2 separate regions of the Homo sapiens genome follow, and region 1 is linked to region 2. A link is an interaction called in ENCODE POLR2A ChIA-PET data of the cell type or tissue named here. Cell type or tissue: OCI-LY7. All regions are shown on one strand. Links, peaks and the distances in the headings refer to the core of each region. The heading gives the core; the rest is flanking DNA. Region 1 overlaps RPA2 (replication protein A2). Region 2 has its middle 40 kb from the start of EYA3.

Region 1 (8,335 bases), core at 140-8,139, 230 kb before region 2:
TAGGTACAATGCCAGAGCCTGAGCTCATGAAAATCAAATACTTACTTGATTGAGGATACAGACATGTGTTTCAGCTGGTTCTTGAGATCCTGAAAGTTCAACCCTTCAGGTCTTGGACAAGCCTTAATCAAATTCAACACCTGAAGATTCAAATCAGAAAGATTTTAGCAATTATTTTGGATCAGCCTCCCCTTTGCAAACCTGAGTCCCTTTATAGAAAAGAAATGAACCAGGTACTTAAACAGTCGTAGCTCATTAAGGAAGTAACAAAATTTAAGACTATCTGTGTTTTGTATTTCTGAAGCCACTCTGGTGGAGGTTACCTGGTTTTGGGCCACAGTGAGGCCATTTGCTGGCATGAAGCTATTCCCACCAAAGTTCCCTGCTTCACTCATTCCTGGATTGCTGATAGGTGCTCTCCCTGCTGAGGGCTGAATTAAGAAATAAGTTAGCAATATTAGAAAATCCATCAAGTTAAACAGTCTTTACTACTTAAAATAGCTCGTTAAGCAGCTTACAAAAAACAATTTATAAACAGTTTCCCAGTTTATAACACTGCTTACATTGGAGTGGACAGCTATTATCTAATGAGTATTTCACAGGAAGATAAAGTAACTCCCCGAAGCACATAAATATCAAAAAGAGAAAGATACTCTTGGCTCCTTTTGTTTGTGATGTCAGACGAACCAGAGAAGAGTAGCAGCAAGAAGAAAATTACCCAGAGTCTGCTATTTTGGTATCCATGGAGCCCAATCATTCAAGCATTCACTGAGTGTCAATAGGCATGAAGCACCACAGGCAGAGAAAAGGAGACACAGTCCCTATCGTCCTCTCTTTCTTTCTTTTTTTTTAACCACCAAATTCTTAAAATGCTCTGCAATCACTATTTTCATTTCCTTTCTCCCCAGTCACTCCTCAGCCCACCATATTTGGGTTGTCCCCCAGTACACCTCTGAAACTGTTTTCACCAAAGTCACCAAAGACTTTTCAACCAATTATCCAAAAGTCTCTTTCAGTCCTCCTAATACTTGACCTCTCGGAAGCAGACACTGCTGACCACACTCCTCTTGAAATGTATTCCTCCCTGGGCTTCTTGACACCACATTCTTCTGGTTCTCCATCTGCCTCTCAAACTGAACCTTCTCAGTATCCCTCATTAGCCTCTTCTATCTGTCTCCCAAAAAGCTGACAGTGTCCCCAGGATCTCATCCCAGACCGCCTCCTAGGCCACAAATCCTCATTGCCAGCCGGACTGCTAACCGGATGCCAACATGGTGAAACCCCGCCTGTATTAAAAATACAAAAATTAGCTGGGTATGGTGGTGCGTACCTGTAATCCCAGATACTGGCGAGGCTGAGGCAGGAGAATTGCTTGAACCCGAGAGGCGGAGGCTGCAGTGAGCCGAGATCACGCCATTGCACTCCAGCCTGAGTGACAGAGTGAGACACTGTCTCGAAAAAAAGGGCCAAGCGTGGTGGCTCATGCCTGTAATCCCAGCACTTTGAAAGGAGGCTGAGACGGGCAGATCACGAGGTCAGGAGATCGAGATCATCCTGGCTAACACGGTGAAACCCCTTCTCTACTAAAAATACAAAAAATTAGCCGGGTGTGGTGGCAGCCGGGTGTGGTGGTGGGCGCCTGTGGTCCCAGCTACTCGGGAGGCTGAGGCAGGAGAATGGCGTGAACCCGGGAGGCGGAGCTTGCAGTGAGCCGAGATCGCACCACTGCACTCCAGCCTGGGCGAAAGAGCGAGACTCTGTCTCAAAAAAAACAAAAACAAAAACAAAAAACCCAAATAAACAAAATTTTAAAAATTTGAGTAAAGGTAATCCTTACCATGGCCTCCAAAGCCCCATATAATCTGGGCCCTGCCTCCTTGCCTACAACCCTCTCCCTCTCCCCTGTCATTCACTTCACTCCAGACACTGGCCTTGCTGGTTTCAGAGATGTCATGCTTACTCCACACTCCTGGCTCTTGCACATCCTAGTCCCTCTGGTTTAGAATGTTCCTCATCTAAAATTGTACCATTCTTGTTCCCTCCATCAGCCTCTTCTCCTGTTTTATTTACTTCAGAGCACCTATATAACTACCTAAAATTATACATATATTTTTGTTTATTACTTGTTTCTCCCAAGAATGTAAGTATATAGTGTTCACTGCTATACTCGAATGCCGACTAGAATGATTGGGACTATCAAATCAAAGTAGGCGCAATAAATATTTTTCTTTTTCTTTATTTTTTTTTGAGACAAGGTTGCTCTGTTGCCCAGGCTGCAGTGAGTGGCACGATCACAGCTCAATGCAGCCTTGACCTCCTGGGCTTAAGTGATCTCCCAACCTCAGCCTTCCAAGTAGCCCATCTAATTCTTTAATTTTTTTTGTAGAGACAGGGTCTCCCTATGTTGCCCAGCGTGGTGTCTTGAACTGGGCTCAAGTGATGCCCCCACACCAGCCTCCCAAAGTGCTGAGATTTCAGGCCATGAACCACCACACCTTGCCCTGAGGGCTTTCTAATACTACAGTCAACTCTAGTTTTGCATGGTCCTAGATGGACTTGTCAAAGTGAATTCACACAATGGAAAATACTAGGGAGAAATTTCAATATGAACCAAGAAATATAATTTCAGGGAAAAAATAATAATACATAATTTTTCCTACTTAGCCAGTAAGTTGGAAGGAAGACAGCAAAATGCTGTCCTGAAGGGGACTACTCTCTGAGTATGCACTGACAATCCTGGAGCTAAGAGCTATATAAGAGCTAAGAGCCTATAATTACATGTCTACACCTGAGGGTTGTCACAGGCCTCAGCTGTCCAGGCCAGTGGAGTCAGAGGAACTCCTAATTCTGAGAGAAACATGAGTGTTTCATCTGGAATAAAATACAATGACAAAGCTAATGGAGAAAGTGTTCTGAGGACTTAGTGATGTCTTTCTCTGGCTCGGCCTTCAAAATATCAAGGAAATCAAAGCTGGAACACAAAAGTAGCCTGTGTTCTTCCAGGGAAGAGAAAAAGCTAGGAAAGCGAGACTACTCACCTGGCTGTTGGCTTTGCTTAGTACCATGTGTGCATTGATCACTTCCAGAATATGTGTGGTGAACTCATTCATATCCTCCAGGGGCATGATCTTAAAGGCTACCAGGCTCTTTTTGTTCTATTAAAATGAAGGAAAAAAATGTGAATAAAATATGAACATACATTAATTTCAGGTCAACACTGTGGCTCTTTCCTTGGTTATAATATTAATATTTCACCAATATGAGAAAAATGTTATATACTCTCAGAGGTATTCCAAATATGGTCAAACATGAGGAGAAAAAAAACTAAAACTAATAGCTAAGGGACATTAATAATTTTCCCAAGATTGCATAACCAAGCAAAATCTAGACTCCTGACTCCGAATCTAGTGTTCTCCTTTCTCCAACTAATGAACGCCACAGATAGCAATTGTAGAAGGAGATTCTGTTCTTTCTTTACCATTCTGTTAATTTCATGTTAAGGTTAAAAAAAAAAAAAAGAAAAGTTATTTCCTTTTGAAGAGAGTAAGAAATAACTTCCCATTAAACAGGGAGACTTAAGTATTTTAACTATCCAAAAGCCATGACATGAATCTAGAAACTGCTTCATGCAAAAACACTTTAACTGTTATTTTATTCTGACTTTACCTGAAAAGATCTCAGGTGGCCTGCCACTTTCACATATGTTTCTGGAGGAACCACAGTGTTTTCACTGCTGGTGTCCTAACATAAAATACAAACATGTCATTAAAGTTTTAGTGATGCTGGTAAAAGCCTCTTTAACGTTTCTATATTATGTATAGAAAGAGAAAGTTACGAAGTAGAAGAGTTAAAGGATCCTAAAATGGCATTAAGTAGTTTGCCCTGCCTTTTACAACTTATTTTGTAAAACCAGGAATTAGAATAAAAATATCTCTAAAGGTAATTATCAGTTCCAAAGTTCTGTAGCACATCATAAAAAAGCAAACAATTGTGACACTCTCGTTCAAGCTCTTAGGCACACAATTTTCTTTTTTCTTTTTTTGAGAGGGAGTCTCGCTCTGTCACCCAGGCTGGAGTGCAGTGGCACGATCTTGGCTCGCTGCAACCTCCGCCTCCCAAGGGAGGGTTTGAGTAATTCTCCTGCCTCAACTTCCCCAGTAGCTGGGATTACAGGCGCCCGCCACCACGCCCGGCAGGCACACAATTTTCTGGTGGATATACTTATTGGCAAAGCAATTCTACTTTTAGGAATTTAAGGAAGTAATTAAGAACATGCATTAAGATTTAGATTTATCATAGTATAGAATATTAAAAATTTTAAAACAACCTAAATATCCAACATAAAGTACACATTTCTATATAATAGGATACTCCACACTGTTGCAAATGATAACATAGAATTCTATTTACTGCCTGGAAAAACAAGTCATGATACATGGAAAAAAGCTGATTTCCCATTTGGGACAATACACACTAAACTGTTTATAATGGTTGACTAAGATAATTAAAAACGATTTTAATACTTATCAGTTTCCTAGAATATGCACACATTATTTATAAGAAAAATACATTAGCTGATTTTTTTTTTTTTTTTTGAGACGAAGTGTCTTGCTCTGTCACCCAGACTGGAGTGGAGCGGCATGATCTCGGCTCATTGCAACCTCTGCCTCACAAGTTTAAGTGATTCTCCTGCCTCAGCCTCCCAAATAGCTGGGACTATAGGCGCCTGCCACCACACCTGGTTAATTTTTTTGTATTTTTTTTGTATCTTTAGTAGAGACGGGGTTTCCCCATGTTGGCCAGGATGGTCTCGATCTCCTGACCTCATGATCCACCCGTCGCGGCCTCCCAAAGTGCTGGGATTACAGGCTTGAGCCATCGTGTCCGGCCCATTAGCTGATTTTTAAAGTTCTTTTCTGACTACATAAAATGTATTACTTTAAAAAAAATTGAAAATATATCGGGGTATATGGACTCACACCTGTTATCCTAGCACTTTAGGAGGACAAGGCAGGAGGATCCTTCGAGCTCAGGAGTTTGAAACCAGCCTGGGCAACATAGTGAGACCTCGTCTCTAAAAACAAACAAAAAACTAGAAAATATATGCTTAAAAATAAAAACTCTGGCCAGGTGCAGTGACTCATGCCTGTAATCCTAGCATTTTGGGAGGCCAAGGCGAGCAAGTCACTTGAGGTTAGGAGTTCGAGACCAGCCTGGCCAACGTGGTGAAACCCTGCCTCTGTTAATAATACAAAAAAAAGGGTGGGCACAGTGGCTCACGCCTGTAATCCCAGCTCTTTGGGAGGCTGAGGCGGGCGGATCACGAGGTCAGGAGTTCGAGACCAGCCTGGCTAACAGGGAAACCCTGTCTCTACTAAAAATGCAAAGATTAGCCAGGTGTGGTGGTGGGTGCCTGTAGTCCCAGCTACTCGGGAGGCTGAGGCAGGAGAATCACTTGAACCCAGGAGGCAGAGGTTGCAGTGAGAGACTGTGCCACTGCACTCCAGGCTGGGCAACAGAGCAGGACTCTATCTCAAAAAAAAAAAGAAAAAAAAAAAAAAAAAACCACACAAACAAAACAATTGTATTCCCATATACAACATTTTGAATCCACTTGAGAAAAGATCTCTACCTCAACTCCTTTTATCAAAATATATTCCATGTAGATCATAGGTTTAATTATAATAAAAGAAACCATAGAAATAATATGAACAATTTTTTTCTTTTTTTTTGAGACAGAGTCTCGCTCTGTCGCCCAGGCTGGAGTGCAGTGGTGGGATCTCAGCTCACTGCAAGCTCCGCCTTATGGGTTCACACCATTCTCCTGCCTCAGCCTCCCTAGTAGCTGGGACTACAGGCGCCCGCCACCACGCCCGGCTAATTTTTTGTATTTTTAGTAGAGACAAGGTTTCACCCTGTTAACCAGGATGGTCTCGATCTCCTGACCTCGTGATCCGCCCGCCTCGGCCTCCCAAAGTGCTGGGATTACAGGCGTGAGCCACGGTGCCCGGCTTTTGTATTTTTAATAGACAGGGTTTTGCCACATTGACCAGGCTAGTCTTGAACTCCTGACTTCAGGTGATCCACCCGCCTCCGCCTCCCAAAGTGTTGGGATTACAGGCGTCAGCCACCGAACCCAGCTGAGATTTATTTATTTGGTTTTTTGATAAGGTCTCGTTTTATCATCCAGGACGGATTACAATGGTGGGATCTCGGCTCACTGCAGCCTGTGCCTCCCGGGTTCAAGTGATTCTCCTGCCTCAGCCTCCTGAGTAGCTGGGATTACAGGCATGCACCACTGTGCCCGGCTAGTTTTTGCATTTTTAGTAGAGACGGGGTTTTACCTTATTGGCCAGGCTGGTGTCAAACTCCTGGCCTCAAGTGATCCACCTGCCTCAGTCTCCCAAAGTGCTGAGATTACACGCATGAGCCACCGCACCTGGCCAACAGCTCTTTTTTAATCTGAAGTATATATTGGGTGGCTGCTTAAGATTTTTTTTTTTTTTTTGAGATAAGGTCTCGCTCTGTCACCCAGGCTGGAGTGCAATGGCACAATCTGGGCTCACTGCTACCTCCACCTTCAGTGGGGCAAGTAACAGCAGATGTGGTGGAAATAGCAGGAGAACTGGAATTAGAAATGGAGCTTAAAGATATAACTGAATTGCTGTAACTTTATGGTAAAACTTGAGTGGATGAGGAGTTGCTTCCTTTTTTTTGAGACTGAGCCTCACTCTGTTACCCAGGCTGGAGGGCAGTGGCACAATTTTGGCTCACTGCAACCTCCATCTCTCAGGTTCAAGTGATTCTCCTGCCTCACCCTCCCGAGTAGCCAGGATTACAGGCATGTACCACCATGCCCAGCTAAATTTTTTATTTTTAGTAGAGACGAGGTTTCACCATGCTGGCCAGGGTGGTCTCAAACTCCTGACCTCAAATGATCTATCTGGCCGCCTGGGCCTCTCAAAGGAGTTGCTTCTCATGGATGAGCAAATAAACTGGTTTCTTGAGATGGAATCTCCTCCTAGTGAAGATGCTGTGAACATTGTTAAAACGACAATAAAGGATTTAGACTACTCCATAAGTTTAGTTGAGAAAGCAGTAGCAGGGTTTGAGATTGAATCCAATTTTGAAAGAAGTTATACTGTAAGTAAAATGCTATCAAACAGCATGATATAATATCGAGAAATTTTATGTGAAAAGGAGACTCAGTTACTCAGGCAAACTTTGTTGTCTTATTTCAAGAAATTGCCACAGCCAGCTCAACCTTCAGCCAACTACCACCCTCCTCAGTCAGCAGCCATCAACAGTGAGGCAAGAATGTCCACTAGCAAAAACATTATGAATTGCTGAGGGTTCGGATAACTGATTATTACAATTTGTTAGCCATAAAGTTTTTTTTTTTCTTCTTTTTTTGAGAGACAGTTTCGCTCCTGTTGCCCAGGCTGGAGTGCAATGGCGCGATCTCAGCTCACTGCAACCTCCACCTCCTGGGTTCAAGCGATTCTCCTGCCTCAGCCTCCCAAGTAGCTGGCATTACAGGTGCCCACAACCACACCTGGCTAATTTTTGTATTTTTAGTAGACAGGGCTTCACCACATTGGCCAGGCTGGTCTTGAACTCCTGACCTCAGGTGACCCTCCCGCCTCGGCCTCCCAAAGTGCTGGGATTATAGACGTGAGCCACCGCGCCCAGCCACCATAAAGTATTTTTTAACTAAAACAAACAAACAAAAAAAACAAACTTTGGGACTAGTAGAAGCTTCCGAAAGGTAAACTAGAAAAAACTGCACAATTTATTTTTCAAAATTATTTCTTTTTGAGATAGGGTCTTCCCATGCTGCCCAGGCTGGTCTTGAAATTCTGGCCTCAAGTGATCTTCCTGCCTAAGTCTCCTGAAGTGCTAAAGTTACAGGTGTGAGCCACTGTGCCTGGCCTCATTATAAGAGGTCACTATAATCATTTTCAAGTTCTTGCAAACAAAAACACTGTTAGGGGAAGGGGAATCAAAGAGAAAATTTACAAAAACCCCACAAATTGACATTAAACATAGTAAAAAAAAAAATACATATATATGGCTAAAACCAAAGAAATACACATAAAAAAATGACAAAATTTTCACTGAAAAGACTATTTTTTTCTGAGATGGAATATTGCTCTGATGCCCAGGCTAGAGGGCAGTGACGCAATCTTGACTCACTGCAACCTCCATCTCCCAGGCTCAAGCAATTCTCCTGCCTCAGCCTCCCGAATAGCTGGGACTACAGGCACGTGCTACCATGCCCTGCTAATTTTTTAATTTTTTTTATTATTTTTACGTATACTTTTTTTTTTTTTTG
Region 2 (8,335 bases), core at 75-8,074:
GTTTGTTTTTTTTTTTTTGAGATGGAGTCTCGCTCTGTCCCCCACGCTGGAGTGCAGTGGCGTGATCTCGGCTCCCTGCAACCTCCGCCTCCCGGGTTCAAGCGGTTCTTCTGCCTCAGCCTCCCGAGTAGCTGGGACTACAGGCGCCCGCCACCATGCCTGGCTAATTTTTTGTATTTTTAGTAGAGACGGGGTTTCACCATGTTAGCCAGGATGGTCTCGATCTCCTGACCTCGTGATCCGCCCGTCTCGGCCTCCCAAAGTGCTGGGATTACAGGCGTGAGCCACCGCGCCCGGCCAGCAGTCCAAGATTTATTTTATGATGTGGGAAAAATGCTTAAATCATATGTCACCTCCAGTTGTACCTACAACATTAGATAAGAGGTAGAGATCATAGTAAGAGGTGCCAGCTGGGCACGGTGGCTCATGCCTGTAATCCCAGTGCTTTGGGGGGCTGAGGTGGGTGGATCACCTGAGGTCAGGAGTTCGAGACCAGCATGGCCAACATGGCAAAACCTCGTCTCTTCTAAAAATACAAAAATTAGCCAGGTGTGGTGGTGCACGCCTGTAATCCCAGCTACTCAGGAGGCTGAAGCAGGAGAATCTCTTGAACCCAGTGAGCCAAGATCCTGCCATTGCACTCCAGCCTGGGCTATAAGAAGAAAACTCCATCACAAAAAAAAAAAAAAAAAAAAAAAAAAGAGGTGCTAAAATATATAGCCAATACTCGGCGGGTGTGGTGGCTCAGGCCTATAATCCTGACCTCAAGGGATCCACCCACCTCGGCCTCCCAAAGCACTGGGATTACAGCAAAGTGCTGGGATTACAGCAAAGTGCTGGGATTACAGGCATGAGTCACTACACCTGGCCTCCATTAATATGTATGTATGTATGTATGTATTTTTTTTTTTTTTTTTTGAGACGGAGTTTCGCTCTTGTCGCCTAGGCTGGAGTGCAATGGCACGATCTCGGCTCACTGCAACCTCTGCCTCCCAGGTTCAAGTGATTCTCCTGCCTCAGCCTCCCGAGTAGCTGGGATTACAAGTGCCCGCCACCACGCCCAGCTAATTTTTGTATTTTTAGTAGAGACAGGGTTTCACCATGTTGGCCAGGCTGGTCTCAAATTCCTGACTTCAGGTGATCCATCCACCTCGGCCTCCCAAAGTGCTGGAATTACAGGCATGAACCACTGCTCCCGGCCTAATATTTCTTAAACACCTAGCATCTGTCAGAAGCTAGGGATACAACAATGACAGAGACAGATATGTTCCCCGCCTCCATGGAGTTTATATTTTAGTAAGAAAGACAGACAGTAACAAGTAAAAATGCCAAAGAAGAAAAACGCGAAGCAATGCAAGTGATAATCTAATGAAGGAAAAAAGCAAGGAGTTGCTAAGATGGAAAAAAAGACTAATTCTTGTGAAGTTAAATACAATTAGCTTGAACTCACAGCCCTTGGAGAGTGAGAAACAAGAGTCCCTCTAGTATTTCAGCATGTAGTTGAGGATGGAGGGCAATGAATCTCTGGCTTCTGGTCTACTCTGGCTCCAGTTCCCGTCTCTTGGATTCTTAACTCCCTGCCATCAACCAGATTCCTGGGATGAACAAGCAAGACATTGAGAATCGTATAGTACCACCTGGTTCTGTACTCGAGCCCATTATCAGCATTTTTTTTTCCTGGCAGATCATTTTCCACCATTCCTTTCCATCAGTGGGCTTCCTAGGGTTGATGGCATACTGAATCCTCCCTAAGCCAGCCACACCCTCTTGTCTAGAACTGTCCTCAGAGTATGGGCAGAATAGTATAGGGGTTCAGAATCCCCACCCTGCCACTTACTAACTATGTAACCAGAAGCAAGCGACTTAAGTCTCTCTATGCCCCAGTTTTCTAGTCTTTTTTTTTTTTTTTTTTTTGGAGACGGAGTCTTGCTCTGTCACCCAGGCTGGAGTGCAATCGTGTGATCTCGGCTCACTGCAACCTCCGCCTCCCAGGTTCAAGCAATTCTCTGCCTCAGCCTCCCAAGTAGCTGGGATTACAGGCGCCCGCTACCACACCTGGCTAATTTTTTGTATTTTTAGTAGAGACGGGTTTTCACCATCTTGGCCAGGCTGGTCTTGAACTCCTGACCTCATGATCCACCCTCCTCAGCCTCCCAAAGTGCCAGGATTACAGGTGTGAGCCACTGCACCTGGCCTTTCTGGTTTTAAAATGGGATTATTAATATTCCTAACCTCATAGAGTTAATAGATGTAAAGCATTTAGAGTCGTGTCTGGCTTATTAATAAATGTTAGCAATCATTCTTATTTAGCACTTTTCCATGGAAGGCACTGCAATAGCTACCTTATGTACTATAGCTCATTGAATCTTCTCAAGGTCATGCAAGGCAAGTGGTATTACCCCATTTGCAGATTGGAACACTGAGGCTCAGAGTGGTCAAGGCATTGTTTTGCTCAAGTTTCCACAACCAAGAAGTAGCTGACCTGGGATTTAAACCTGGGAAGGTGACATTGAATATTTCCCCCTCCTTCCTCCACATTATTCTGCCTACCCCGGAGACGAGTTTCACACCTCCTTTCCTCAGCCTCTCTTGGTCTTGGGTGAATTCATCCTCTTTCCAAGACATGTTTTGCCAGTCAAGCCCTTGAAGGTCCTTTCAGGTCCATGAAGCTGATTGCTTTTAAATGTAGGTCCCTTAGGAGATGACTTCATCTCAATCTTCCAATCCTCTCATTTTATATATAGAGAGAAACTTAGTCTCACCATCTTTTATAATTTTCTACAGAAATTAAAGTTTCTCTTCTGAATTATAAAGTCATGATAAAACGTATCTTCCAAAGGACGTAGGAATTGATCTGAAATTTCATCAAAAGTTTATCTCAAACGTTAAATCATGATCATTCTGGGGCACTTCCACATTCCAGATCTACAAGTGTCAAAGCTAAGGGAACTGAACAAAATATATAGAACTGTATATCTCAGAAAAGAGAAGTAGCAGCAGTTGACAGGAAGAGCAACATCCTCAATTTTCAAGATATTTACAAAGTTTGTGTGTGTTTTTCTCTTCCTAAGTTCCCTCTTCAAAGAAAATTATTCCTCCCCAGTTCCAATAAACTTTTGCTGACCAGCACAACCTGTCCACCTTTGCTATTAAAGGGACAAAAAGTAAGTCAGCTATGAGGCACCTTATATATTAGTAAAAACTAAAAATAATTATAACAGTCAGTGCTGGCAAGGATATGACAAAACTAGTATTTACATAATTTGCTGGTGGTGGTGTAACTGTCACAACCCTTCAAAAAGAACTTTGGCAATATATTTCACCGGGTGGTAATTCCTTTCCCAGAACTTTATTATAACTAAATTATAATAAAGGGGAAACAAAGTAGCAAAAACCTGGAAATGACTTGCATGTCACGTGTTTTGAGCACTTACTTTGTAGCAGGTTCTATGTTATACACTCAACACAAATAATCTCATTTAATCCTCAAAACAATTCTAGGAGGGATATGCTATTTTACTCCTTGTATTCTGAATGGGGAAACTGGGACTACAAGGAATAAAGTAATTTTCCCATGGCTCAACAGCTGTAGGGCAAGGGAGGGTTTAAATCATTGAGGAACAATGAAGATACAGAATTCTTCTTCCTTCTACAGTAGTGTATGGAGAAGGGGCATGGATGGCCACTTCTCAAGCCTCTACAATGTGCTAGTTACTGTAGATTGGTTGTCTCATTAAAGCCTCTCATCTTCAAGATAGGAGATCAATAGACTCTTTGACAAGTGTGGAAACTGATACTAAGAAAGGGGAAGTGGTCAACTCAGTCAGACAACAAGTGATCACTGTCCCAGAATTCTAGCCCAGCATGTCTGATTCTAGAGTCCATGCTCCTTCCTCAGGCTGTCTCTTTAAGAAAGACTCAAAATATAGTAACTGAAGTCAATTCAGGCATGGGGAATGTTGGGCTGGTGGAGATGGGGAGGATGTTTGACCGCTGAGCCTAGAGGACACTGACCTATCTCCAGAGGCACTTTCTGGGAAATCAGACAGCCCTAGGTTTGGGATCCAAGGAGGAGTGGGAACATGGTATAGCCTTAGCAGGTCTTTAACCGAGGCAGCTAAGAGGCAGGTAATATGCAAAGTCTGAGGCTATGTTCAGTCACAACTGGAGAACTAAATAGAAAAATTGAGGCAGAATCTCAGTCAAGGACCATAGCAGCATGGGAGAAGAAGAAGACGGCAGCATTGTGATTTGTGGGTTTCCAGAAGTACCCTCCAATACTCCATGGCCTTTTCCTTTTTTTTTTTTTTTTTTTGTAATTCAACTTTAAGTTCTGGGGTACATGTGCAGGATGTGCAGGTTTGTTACACAGGTAAACATGTGCCATGGTGGTTTGCTGCATAGATCAAGCCATCACCTAGGTATGAAGCCCCCCCTCCATTAGCTATTCTTCCTGATGCTCTCCCTCCCCACTCCATGGCCTTTTCTGTGTCCACAACGGCTTTCCCCACAGGAGAAAAGGGGCAAGATCACAGACCATGACAATATCTTGCCCCTTTCTAGGGATCACCCTCCTGTCCACCAGACCAGAAGCAAATGGATACAGGAGGCAAAACTGGTCCTGGGGCCGGGCGCGGTGGCCCACATCTGTAATCCCAGCACTTTGGGAGGCCAAGGCAGGCAGATCACGAGGTCAGGAGTTCAAGACCAGCCTGACCAACATGGTGAAACCCCGTCTCTACTAAAAATACAAAAAAAATTAGCTGGGTGTGGTGGTGTGTGCCTGTAATCCCAGCTACTCAGGAGGCTGACTCAGGAGGCTGAGGCAGAAGAATCACTTGAACCCGGGAGGCGGAGGTTGCAGTGAGCTGAGATCGCGCCACTGCACTCCAGCCTGGGCGACAGAGTGAGACTCCATCTCAAAAAAACAAAAAATAAAAATGGTCCTGGAATCTCCCACCCCACCTAACCACACCCACGCCCTTGCTGGGCTTGGTCCAGGATGTAAACTGGGTGGGCTGACAGGAGAGACCTCGAAGGAAGGGGCTGGGAAGGCTGAGGAAGCAGACTCAGGGGAAGAAAACTCCTCATCACGGACTTGTTCTCTGCCCTGGGATGTTAGCACATGAAACAAGAGGCTCCATTCACATCTCCAAGACTCTTGCCCTCTGTTCCCTTAAGCCCATAGCACACCTTTCCTTCCTTCCTGTGTAGATCACAAGGGGACCAGGGAAGGGATTGCACAGCAGGATACAAATGAGGAAAACTGGGCTCAAGCTTCTGTTCCACCCACAAGGGCCACTGTGCCCTGAGTCATGTTCCCAGCAACGAGAAAACCTAGAGTGCATCCAGGGGTGAAATCTTCCTGGGGAAAGGCACTCAAGATGGATGATTCACTCTCCTGAGTGCAGAATGAGGTGTCAAGGTGTGTGGTTCTAAGAACCTTGTCAAACAGATCAGACTCACCTTGGAAAGACAGTGCCTCCACCCCAGAGGCACCATCTCCCATAGTCAGCCCCAGCCCAGCCAAGGTGGATGAAGATGACCAGATTCTGGGGAACAGAGGGCAAGAAGAATGGGAAGTATGAAAATACCCAGTACTGGCTGGCCGCGTTGGCTCACACCTGTAATCCCAGAACTTTGGGAGGCCAAGGCGGGCAGATCACCTGAGGTCAGGAGCTCAAGACCAGCCTGGCCAACATGGCAAAACCCTGTCTCTACTAAAAATGCAAAAATTAGCCAGGCGTGGTAGCACATGCCTGTAATCCCAGCTACTCGGGAGGCTGAGGCAGGAGAATCGCTTGAACCCGAGAGGCAGAGGTTGCAGTGAGCCAAGATTGTGCCACTGCACTCCAGCCTAGGTGACAGAGCCAGACTCCATCTCACACACACACACACACACACACACACACACACACAAAAGATAATGTTTACTTAGTACTCACTGTGTGTCAGGTATTATTCTATGCCTTTTACTTAATCCTTAGGGCAACCCCATGCAGTAGATGATAATGTCACTCCCATTTTACAGATGAGAACCAGGTCACAGAGAAGTTCAATGACTCACCCAGGGTCACACAGCTACTAAGTGGCAAGGCCAGAATCTGAACCAAGGTAGTCTGGCGCCAGAGACTGTGCCCATAACCATTTCACCAGTGATTACCTAGCTATGCCTAGCTGGTCATCTAGTGATTACCTAGTTATGCCTAAGGAATAACCTGGAATGGGGGTTTTATCCTTCTCTCTTGCTGCATATCAGCACTCTGTGGCAGAAAATGGTCATAGGCAGCTCCTGAGTTCCTATCTCCCCTATTTAAGACTGAACCTGGAATTCCAGATTCCCAGGAAAGGGACTCTGATGGGCCAGTGCGAGTCAGATCCATCCATACCCCTAATCCAATCAGTCGGGCAGGGTTGAGGGACACAGATTCACATAGTTATAGAAGCCCCATCGTATCAATCATGTGACAACGGCAGGGACGATTACCAGAAAGATGGGGAGGATGCACTGAAAAGTCACCGCAAAAGGTTTCCACTGTAGGAAACTGAGGCTCAGGGAGTTGAACAATTTGCTCAAGATCACCCAGAGTTAATGAAGCCCAGATTCTAACTCATTTTGTTTTTTTCCTCCAAATCTAGGTCCTTTTCTCCATACCACCCAGCCTCCCCACAAAAAGGGAGATACCTTGGTTAGATGCCTAAGGTAAGTTCACAAGTTAATTTTCATTTAACCAGTGTTCTTTAAGCACCTGTTATGTATCAGGCACTGTTCTAGGCACTGAGGTTACATAAACAGATAAAATCTTGTCTGAAATAAAGGCAAGGTAAAAAACAAAAAACGACAACAGAGAATGAAGGCGCCAGCTCTCGTGGAGCTGACATTCTACTGAATCCCTTGAGTGAGGACAGAGGCCTCTCCTCAAGAACTGCTCCTTCAGCTGGGTCCCAGGTGGTGTGAAACATGGAGAGAACTTGGGTTTTGATGTCTGTTGTAGACATTGGCTCCTTTTATTGGCATGAACTATTCCCTTGTAGATTGCACAAGTGGCACCGATTCTTCACCTTTCTCTGTATCCACACCCTTTGTCACAAAACTTCGCGGTGCTCTGATTCTGGGCTTAGTCATGTGACTTGCAGTGGCTCGTGCCTGTAATCCCAACACTTTAGAAGGCTGAGGTGGGAGAATCATTTCAGCGCAGGAGTTCAAGATCAACCTGAGAAACAAAATGAGACCCAGTCTCTACATATAATAAAGTTTAAAAAAAAATTAGCTGAGCCCTGCGTGGTGGCTCATGCCTGTAATCCCAGCACTTCGGGAGGCCGAGGCAGGCGGATCATGAAGTCAGATCGAGACCATCCTGGCTAACACGGTGAAACCCTGACTCTACTAAAAATACCAAAAATTAGCCGGGCGTGGTGGTGGGCGCCTGTAGTCCTAGCTACTCGGGAGGCTGAGGCAGGAGAATGGCGTGAACCCGGGAGGCAGAGGTTGCAGTGAGCCGAAATCACGCCACTGCACTCCAGCCTGGGTGACAGAGCGAGACTCCGTCTCAAAAAAAAAAAAAAAAAAAAAAAAAATTGGCTGAGCATGGTGGTGCATACCTGTAATCCTAGATACTTGGGAGGCTTAGCCAGGGGTGATACCCGTGGGCTAAGGGAGGTCCCCAAATGTCAGTGGGACCTCAACCCCGGCCAGTGTCCAGGTTCTTGACCCCATCACAAGAAGGAATTAAAGGATGAATCAAAAAACAGTGAAAGTAGGCTGGACGTGGTGGCTCATGCCTGTAATCCCAGCACTTTGGGAGGCTGAGGCAGGCGGATCACTCGAGGCCAGGAGTTCAAGACCAGCCTGGGCCAGATGGTGAAACCCTGTCTCTACTAAAAATACAAAAATTAGTTGGGTGTGGTAGTGCACACCTATGGTCCCAGCTACTCAGGAGGCTGAGGTGGGAGAATTGCTTGAACACAGAAGGTGGAAATTGCAGTGAGCCAAGATAACCCCACTGCCCTCCAGCCTGGGCAACAGAGGGAGACCCTATCTTAAAAAAACAGTGAAAGTAGGGCGATTTATTGTAAAGTGAAAAGTACACACCCAGGAGAGGGGAGTAAGGGTGGACTCAAGAGAAAGTGCCACACAGTAGAGTTTGAGGTTTCTACCTTTATGGGTTTCTTTAACCAAGAGGTTGAATATTCATTAAGATTCCTGGAAAAAGGTGAAGATTTCTTGGAACTGTGGTGCCACTCATTTTTACACCTAATATGGGTGTTCTCAGAACTGTCACAGCGCTGGTGGGTGTGTAATTTGTATGTTAATAAGCATATAATGAGGTCCTGG

The links. Peaks named below come from ENCODE experiments on the same cell type or tissue, not always from the same donor. Only the 100,000 strongest peaks of a DNase experiment are listed, where the experiment ranks them.
Region 1: POLR2A ChIA-PET joins it to region 2 with 9 read pairs; 2 of 35 experiments call an interaction of 5 or more read pairs at or near these places.

Annotation. Positions count from the first base shown.
Region 1 is chr1:27,893,967-27,902,301 of GRCh38, forward strand. It overlaps RPA2 (replication protein A2), which reads right to left. Exons shown (of 9, transcript NM_002946.5): 5 at 3,667-3,741; 6 at 3,039-3,155; 7 at 324-431; 8 at 46-140. Among named protein-coding and RNA genes, the nearest start is that of RPA2, 16 kb to the right of the region's middle. In OCI-LY7, for the core only: no CTCF peak of the experiment used is centred there; no DNase peak of the experiment used is centred there.
Region 2 is chr1:28,123,998-28,132,332 of GRCh38, forward strand. No RefSeq gene overlaps it. Among named protein-coding and RNA genes, the nearest start is that of EYA3, 40 kb to the left of the region's middle. In OCI-LY7, for the core only: no CTCF peak of the experiment used is centred there; DNase peaks (open chromatin) are centred at 3,824 and 4,144; H3K4me3 peaks cover 1,593 bases; H3K27ac peaks cover 1,780 bases.